Linked DNA regions of Homo sapiens: region 2 is linked to region 1. The links are chromatin contacts, found by Hi-C or POLR2A ChIA-PET in ENCODE. All regions are on one chromosome and are shown on one strand. Each heading gives the region's core, a stretch centred on a gene start or an enhancer-like site at or near the end of the contact. The rest is flanking DNA. Distances are from core to core; before and after follow the strand shown. Region 1 holds the start of NUF2 (NUF2 component of NDC80 kinetochore complex). Region 2 overlaps NOS1AP (nitric oxide synthase 1 adaptor protein).

The links. Hi-C counts contacts between places; a loop is a spot of excess contacts on that map. ChIA-PET counts read pairs that join two places held with the same protein, here RNA polymerase II (POLR2A). Pooled maps may share reads with other maps.
Region 2: a pooled map shows a loop between it and region 1 (5-fold over the local background). The contact joins the enhancer-like site here to the promoter of NUF2 in region 1. A Hi-C loop is called at or near these places in 2 of 168 maps with a recorded cell type or tissue (natural killer cell and prostate gland), 1 of 37 single-sample maps with no recorded cell type and 6 of 50 pooled maps. POLR2A ChIA-PET finds 5 or more read pairs at or near these places in 1 of 52 experiments (CD8-positive, alpha-beta T cell).

The regions. Positions count from the first base shown.
Region 1 is chr1:163,320,461-163,323,897 of GRCh38, forward strand. NUF2 (NUF2 component of NDC80 kinetochore complex) reads left to right here and starts at 1,494. Exons shown (of 14, transcript NM_145697.3): 1 at 1,494-1,752. It overlaps LOC127814295 (a long non-coding RNA gene), which reads right to left and starts at 1,275. Exons shown (of 5, transcript NR_182654.1): 1 at 1,162-1,275. It also overlaps a transcript of RGS5 not described here. RefSeq lists enhancers at 1,234-1,443, 1,484-1,713.
Region 2 is chr1:162,348,138-162,351,574 of GRCh38, forward strand. All of the region lies in intron 6 of NOS1AP (nitric oxide synthase 1 adaptor protein), which reads left to right. Among named protein-coding and RNA genes, the nearest start is that of MIR556, 7.3 kb to the left of the region's middle. Within about 2 kb of position 1,779, at least 9 of the 41 ENCODE cell types and tissues checked have a DNase peak (open chromatin) inside an H3K27ac peak, as active enhancers do.

The sequences.
Region 1 (3,437 bases), core at 244-2,743:
AATGGTGTGATCAGGGATTTCAATCCAACTCCCTTTGACCGTAGAGATGTGCTCTCAGTCACTACGCTATGGTTCCCTTCCCTGCCTCTAAGGACATATAATTTGGTGGAAATTATGCATGTATCAGTAATCAATTTGATTTGGCAAGTGTCAATGAGACAGGTCTCTTTTTTCTGCTTTCCTCACTGACTCTAATATTTTTTTAAAATCTATTTTCTTAATGTCCTTTTGGGTCTTACTAGATTCCGACTTTGAGACTTACATCAGTAAATAGACATTGAAAGGAAAGACAAAAGCCCTGAACTAATGATATGAAATGTATTTTTATTTAGAATTGGTATAGACTTCACTATCAATAGGTTTAGTTCTTCAGGACAGGACAAAGCAGCGGAATTTGTGTCTACATTCAATACAACCTTTCTAGCACTTTTTTCACATAATTCAGTTCAGGTTCCCCATCCAACACACGACTGTCACCAGATGATGCTCTACTCTGTGACCAGATACAAGTCCTATTACGTCTTCTCCTGTCCCAAACCTCAATAAAACTTAATGGCTTTCTCCCCTGACAACCAGGCCTGCCATGGCTTCCTAACTTGTGTTAAATGCAGTGTTTCCACTCTTGCCAAAACAAACAAACAAAATACCATGTAAAAAAATACAGATTTCAGGGCCCCTTATCTGAAGAATGCAACTCACTCAGGAATGTGCAAATTTGGGGAACAGTTCAGAGGTGAAAAGCACTGATCGAAGAGGGAGAAGCTAAAATCAGGAGACCTGGTTTCTACTTTACAGTCCCACTTACTGTATAACTTCTAACAAATCACTTCTCTCTGAGTCCAGTTTTCATATCGGTGAAAGCGAGAGGATTTGACCAGATGAACTGTTATGTTCCTTCCACCTCTTGAAGTCGTGCTTATGAGCACAGAGTCAGAGGATGTGTGTTCATATCCCAGCTATGCTACTTGTGAACTACTGTGCGCAGAGAACTGCATTCTCTGATTCAGAGCCCTCACCTGAGGGGATGATAGTATCTCTCCACTATCCCTTTTCTCCCCTTTAATGAAGTCTAAATGAGATGATGCTTATAAGCATCTAACAAAACCCGGCACATAATCAATGTTCAACAAGTTATTATTACTCTGGAATTCTATAAATTACCTCTGTACTTCCTCCCTTGTCACCCTGAACTTAGTGAAGTTTCCTTCACTTGGTTTTGCTCTTCAACTCGGACCCCGAAAACGCTCTAAACGCTGGCGGAAGTCACGCAGAGATGGGCTAGACGCTCAACCCCGGTCTCTTCCCCGAAACCGCGGTGCTCCCACTTCCTGCAGTCCGAGGTTCCGACTCGACGCCAGCTCCGCGAGCAATGGTTCCGCCCTGCGCCCTGCCCCTTCCATGACAACTCCAGTCCCACCTGCCTGGCGTCTCTTGAGCCCAACCGGCATCCGTCGCGGTTGGACGTGGGCTTGGCGGAATGGGGCGGGACTTCCAGTAGGAGGCGGCAAGTTTGAAAAGTGATGACGGTTGACGTTTGCTGATTTTTGACTTTGCTTGTAGCTGCTCCCCGAACTCGCCGTCTTCCTGTCGGCGGCCGGCACTGTAGGTGAGCGCGAGAGGACGGAGGAAGGAAGCCTGCAGACAGACGCCTTCTCCATCCCAAGGCGCGGGCAGGTGCCGGGACGCTGGGCCTGGCGGTGTTTTCGTCGTGCTCAGCGGTGGGAGGAGGCGGAAGAAACCAGAGCCTGGGAGGTGAGGGGCGGGCCCGTCGTTACTTTTTATTTGATGTTAGTCCCAGAAACAACCAGAGCTCAGTTCCTACTAAACTAACGGGTGTTTTCTGGTGCAGCATAGACCGAAGAAGACGAGCTTGAGCTGAAATTGTTCAAGTTAGGCATACATTTATGTGTGATTTTTGGAAAGGCGGTGGTAATGTGGTTTATTTGGCTGCAGATGCTTGTCAGCTTTTTACACATCTCCGTTGCCAAACGTTTCTTAACCAAATCCAAAACCATGAATGAAAAGGTAAAAATATCACACCTAATCCAAAATTCAAAGGAAAAGAGCAGCGCATATATAGCACTACGCATGCATAACGCCATCATTGTTCCTTTTAAAAGTTCAAGGAACGTTTTACTTAATTCATTGAAGTTGGGAGCCATTTCTGTTTATTTTTGTTTAATCTCTGCCTCGTGGAACTGTGATGTCCACAAATAGTTTATTTTAACAAAACGAAGTGTGTAAAATTTAACAGAGTACTTTTAGTACCTACTCACTCTGCTCAGCATCGTGGTGCTGCAAATAAATGAGAAACCAGATGAGTAATTATAGGTTAATCTTTGCTACTCGTTAGACAGAGTATTACTGCATATATATTAAGTCATTTATATACTTTATCCCACCTAGGAGCTCAAACTATGTAGTTGGAAAGTGTCTTCATCTCTCGTTAATGAATAAATTGTAACTGAAATTGTACTTCGAAAGAATGATAGAATTTGGATATTGGAGGAGGTTCCAAAAGGAAATACTGGAAGTTTGGGAAAGTTAGGAGACTAACTTGGAGCAGAAATTTCATTCAATTATTAAAGGGTTTAGAAGCCTAGCAGAAAAATTTGAATTTGATGTGGTGGGTAAGGTGAGTAATTGAAGTATTTTCATACAAATATTATATGATGCGTTAAGTGTTTTTATAAGGATTAATCTGATAGCAGAGTGCCAAACATTAGAGAAGAGAGGAACAAGTGATAATAATTATGAAGATACTTTACACCTACGCTTTCTATTGCAATACTCTCTAATTCAGATGCAGCTTTTTTGGAAAAGTGACTTTTTCTGAAGTCTTTCTTTGGTCCAGTCCTTTTATGAACAGTTTTTAAGGCTGTGACTTAGATGAAAATGTAGAATGCATATTTATGCTGAAGGGAACATCTAATATGTGATGCATCAGAATCTGGATTCCAAAAGATCCCAGCTCTGTGGCCTGGCAAGGTGGCTTATGCTTGTATCCCAGCACTTTGGGAGGTTGAGGTGGGAGGATCACTTGAGCCCAGAAGTTCAAGACCAGACTGGGCAACATAGTGAGACCCTATCTCCACACACACACAAATTAACAGGGCGTGGTAGTGTGTGCCTGCTGTCGTCCTGGCTACTTGAGAGGCTGAGGCAGGAGGATAGCTTGAGCCTGGGAGGTCGAGGCTGCAGTGAGCTGTGATTGTGCCACACTGCACTCCAGCCTGGATGACAAACTGAGACCCTGCCTCAAAGAAAAAAAAATAGACAAAACGTCCTAGCTCTAAAAGGAAAGCTTGCAATCATGAAATTTAATAGTAGAAAGTACAAATCCTTGCTTAAGTTTCAAATAATCAATTTATACAACAAGAACACAAGTGACACAGCAGATGGTGACCAAAAAAAAAGAGAGGGAAAGGGGGAAAAAA
Region 2 (3,437 bases), core at 529-3,028, 970 kb before region 1:
AATAAACTGACAAACAGAGCCAGTGAGTGTGGCAAGGAGTACATATGTTTTAGTCATTGTCAACAAGTGTTTGTTAAATGCTTACTGTATGCCAAAATGAACAGAGATTAAGTAGAGATTTCAACTTTTAAGCAGCCCCTTTTGATGAGGAATGATGACACTTGGTGTCAGGGGAGCAGGTAGAAATGAGGTGAGACTGGGAGGCTGAGCAGAGTATTGATGAGAAGGTGGTGACAGTGACCATGAGTACAAATAGAGGCCAGTGTGGTCACACTCCTTGATTGTAACAGATGGTCAGCTTGGAAATAACAGGCATACCAGCTATGTTTCTCTCTCATTTATATTACCTTTTTGGAGATAGTTTTCCCAAATCACATTACTATACGTGAGACCTCAGCTGCTTGGCTTCCGTATACCACTCTTCCTAAGAAAAATGGAATTGATATTCTATGTGAAGAAACGCCTGGGTCCATTCTAAAAAAGCCCATCAGGCCCAGGATAGTTTCTTCAAGGTTTAAGATGTCCAACAGAGCACTGAGTCTCTGCAAGGAGATCAAGCATGGGCTGGATATGTTAAATAATATAAAGGGAGGCAGCAAGGGCTCTCCCCTGCTCGTGTAGGTGAGGAGAGGACCTGTGGGGTGATGGAAATTGTGTTAGGGACATATAAAGAAAGAGAAAGACAGAGATGGCTCATGGGCCTATATGGCAGAATTCTCTCTTCCTCCAGGTAGGTCGGCCTTTGCTCTATTAAGACCTTCAACTTTGCCGGGCGCAGTGGCTCATGCCTGTAATCCCAGCACTTTGGGAGGCCAAGGCGGGCAGATCACCTGAGGTCGGGAGTTCAAGACCAGCCTGACCAACATGAAGAAACCCCATCTCTACTAAAAATACAAAAAATTAGCTGGGTGTGGTGGCGCATGCCTGTAATCCCAGCTACTGGGGAGGCTGAGGTAGGAGAATTGCTTGAACCCGGGAGGTGGAGGTTGTGGTGAGCCGAGATCGCACCATTACACTCCAGCCTGGGCAACAAGAGCGAAACTCCAACTCCAAAAAAGGGGAAAAAAAAAAAAAGACCTTCAACTGATTGGATGAGGTCTTCCCACCTTATGGGGGAGTAATCGGCTTGGCTCAGAGTCTACTGATTTAAATGTTAATCTCACTTAAAAAAATACCTTCACAGCAACATCTAGAATAATGTTTGACCAAATACCTTGGTATGGTAGTGGCCTAGCCCAGTTGACACATAAAATTAACAACCACAGAAATGAAGAGACAGAATGGCATGATGGAGAGAGAGTTGGAGCCATGGGCTAGAGGAGCCACTGAGGGTTTGGGTTCCAGCACTGGAACCACTGGGACTTGAATCCTGACTCTACCACCTTTCAGCTGGCTAATCCTTGGCAAATTTCATGCTCTCTCTGGAGCTTCGTTTTCTCATCTCTCTGGTATTGTGAGAGAATGTATGTAAAGCAGCATAATGCCTAGCATATAATATGCTCTCCGTAAGTACCCACTGTTTATCGAGTTTTCTAATGTTATAAGTACCCACTGTTTATTAAGTTTTCCAATGCAGACTCCAGAATACATGACCTCATCTGTACAGTGAGGGAGCTAGACAAGGCCTCTCCAGTACTGATTTTATGACGGGTCCAAGTGAAATGATTAACTGGACGCCCTCTGGTTATTGTGTAGTGCCGAGGCCATGAAGCTAAACCATACTTTGAGTCTGAGCATTTGGAATTAGCATTTGGTTCTGGGATTGGAAATGTTTTCTTATCAAGGAAGGCTGTTTACTGCCTAGCCCATTAGTCACTTCCTTTTTACAGCCCCACACACGTTTTCACTGTCTATAAACTGCTAGGAATGTGTTTCTTCTTACTGTAAATGCTTCTCCCAGAGCATTTTTGACTCTACTAAGATTGTTGCCTAATGGCACACCTTGAGCGCCCAGAGTTGAACTGTTGGCTGTTGTTTTTTTTACGAGAATCTCACCTTCATGTTTGGGAGCTTTTCATTTAGTGCAATGTTTATCTTTCCAGTGGAGCTGCCCCACCTGACACGTCAGCAGGCCCTCCGTTGTGCAGAAAAAACATGTTTACTCTGAGGAGCTGGAAAGTGCTGTCTTGTCATGTCTTTTCATCGTTTTCAGCAGTGCTTTCAATGATGTTGCTCACTTTCATTGTGTGCCTCTTCCCTCTCTCCCTCTTTGTGCCTGTCTTTCTTTCTTCCCTGTTCTTACTACTGTTCCCTCCCTGGGGGAGTTTTGTCTTTTGTATCATTTGGCAGCAGCTGCCCTTGGCCATCCCTGGGACTCCAAGCCAGGTGGAGCCACTGCCCCTGTGGCACTTGCCCTGTTGTGCCCTATACTGCTTCTCTGACTCCTTCTGGAGAGGGTTTCCTGGGTGAGACCCTGTTCCCCTGGAGGTGACCCTCCTCCCCCAGCTGCAGACAGTCCAACATGGGAAAGGGCTTGGAGCCTTTTGGCAAAATAGACCTTTTTTGAAAATAAAACTTTTTTTATTTAATGTGAGAAAAGCACCTAACATCTACTCTCTTAGCAAAGATTGTGAATATGATATTATTAACTAGAATCCTCGTGTCGTACATTAGAGTTCTGGCCTTATTCATCCTACATACCTGCAACTTTGTATCCTTTGACCTACATCTCTCCCTTCCCCGCAATTCCTGGTAACTACCTCTTAGTTATGATGATAAATCAGTTAATACAGGTTGAGCATCCTTAATCTGAAAATCCAAAATCTGAAATGCTCCAAGATCGGTAACTTTTTGAGCACCGACATGACACCGCAAGTGGAAAATTCCACTCTTGATACCTTTGCTTTCTGATGGTTTCATGTACACAAATGTTGTTTCATGCACAAAATTATGTAAAATTACCTTTGGCTATATAAGGTACACATGAAACATAAATGGATTTCATGTTTACACATGGGTCCCATCTCTAAGATATCTCATATATATGCAAATAGGCAACTCTAACATCTGAAACACCTGTAGTCCTAAGCATTTCAGATAGAGATACTCAGCCCATACACATAAAACTAGTGCAGTGCCTGAAGCATACTAAGTGCTGTTTAAGTTTAAGCTGTTATTGTTGCAGTTTCAAGGCAAAAAGTGGCCATTTCAAGCACTTTGAGACTGAGCTTGTAACTCCTTGCTCATTTGACTGTACCAATCTGGCTAAACCCCAATTCTACATTAACTCAGGAGTATTTTTTCATTTTTGCCCTATGACACTGAACAGCACTGGAGAAAACTGCCACCCACAGACCGATTACACATTTGTGATCCCCAAGCTCAGCCAGGGCTACTTCACCATTCAGCAGCCCTGCTTGTCCCCCCCTTCTGTCTCAGTGGACAGTGACCTTCTCCTGTCACCTGCCTCTGCATTCCACCTCCATCTCGCCTCCTCT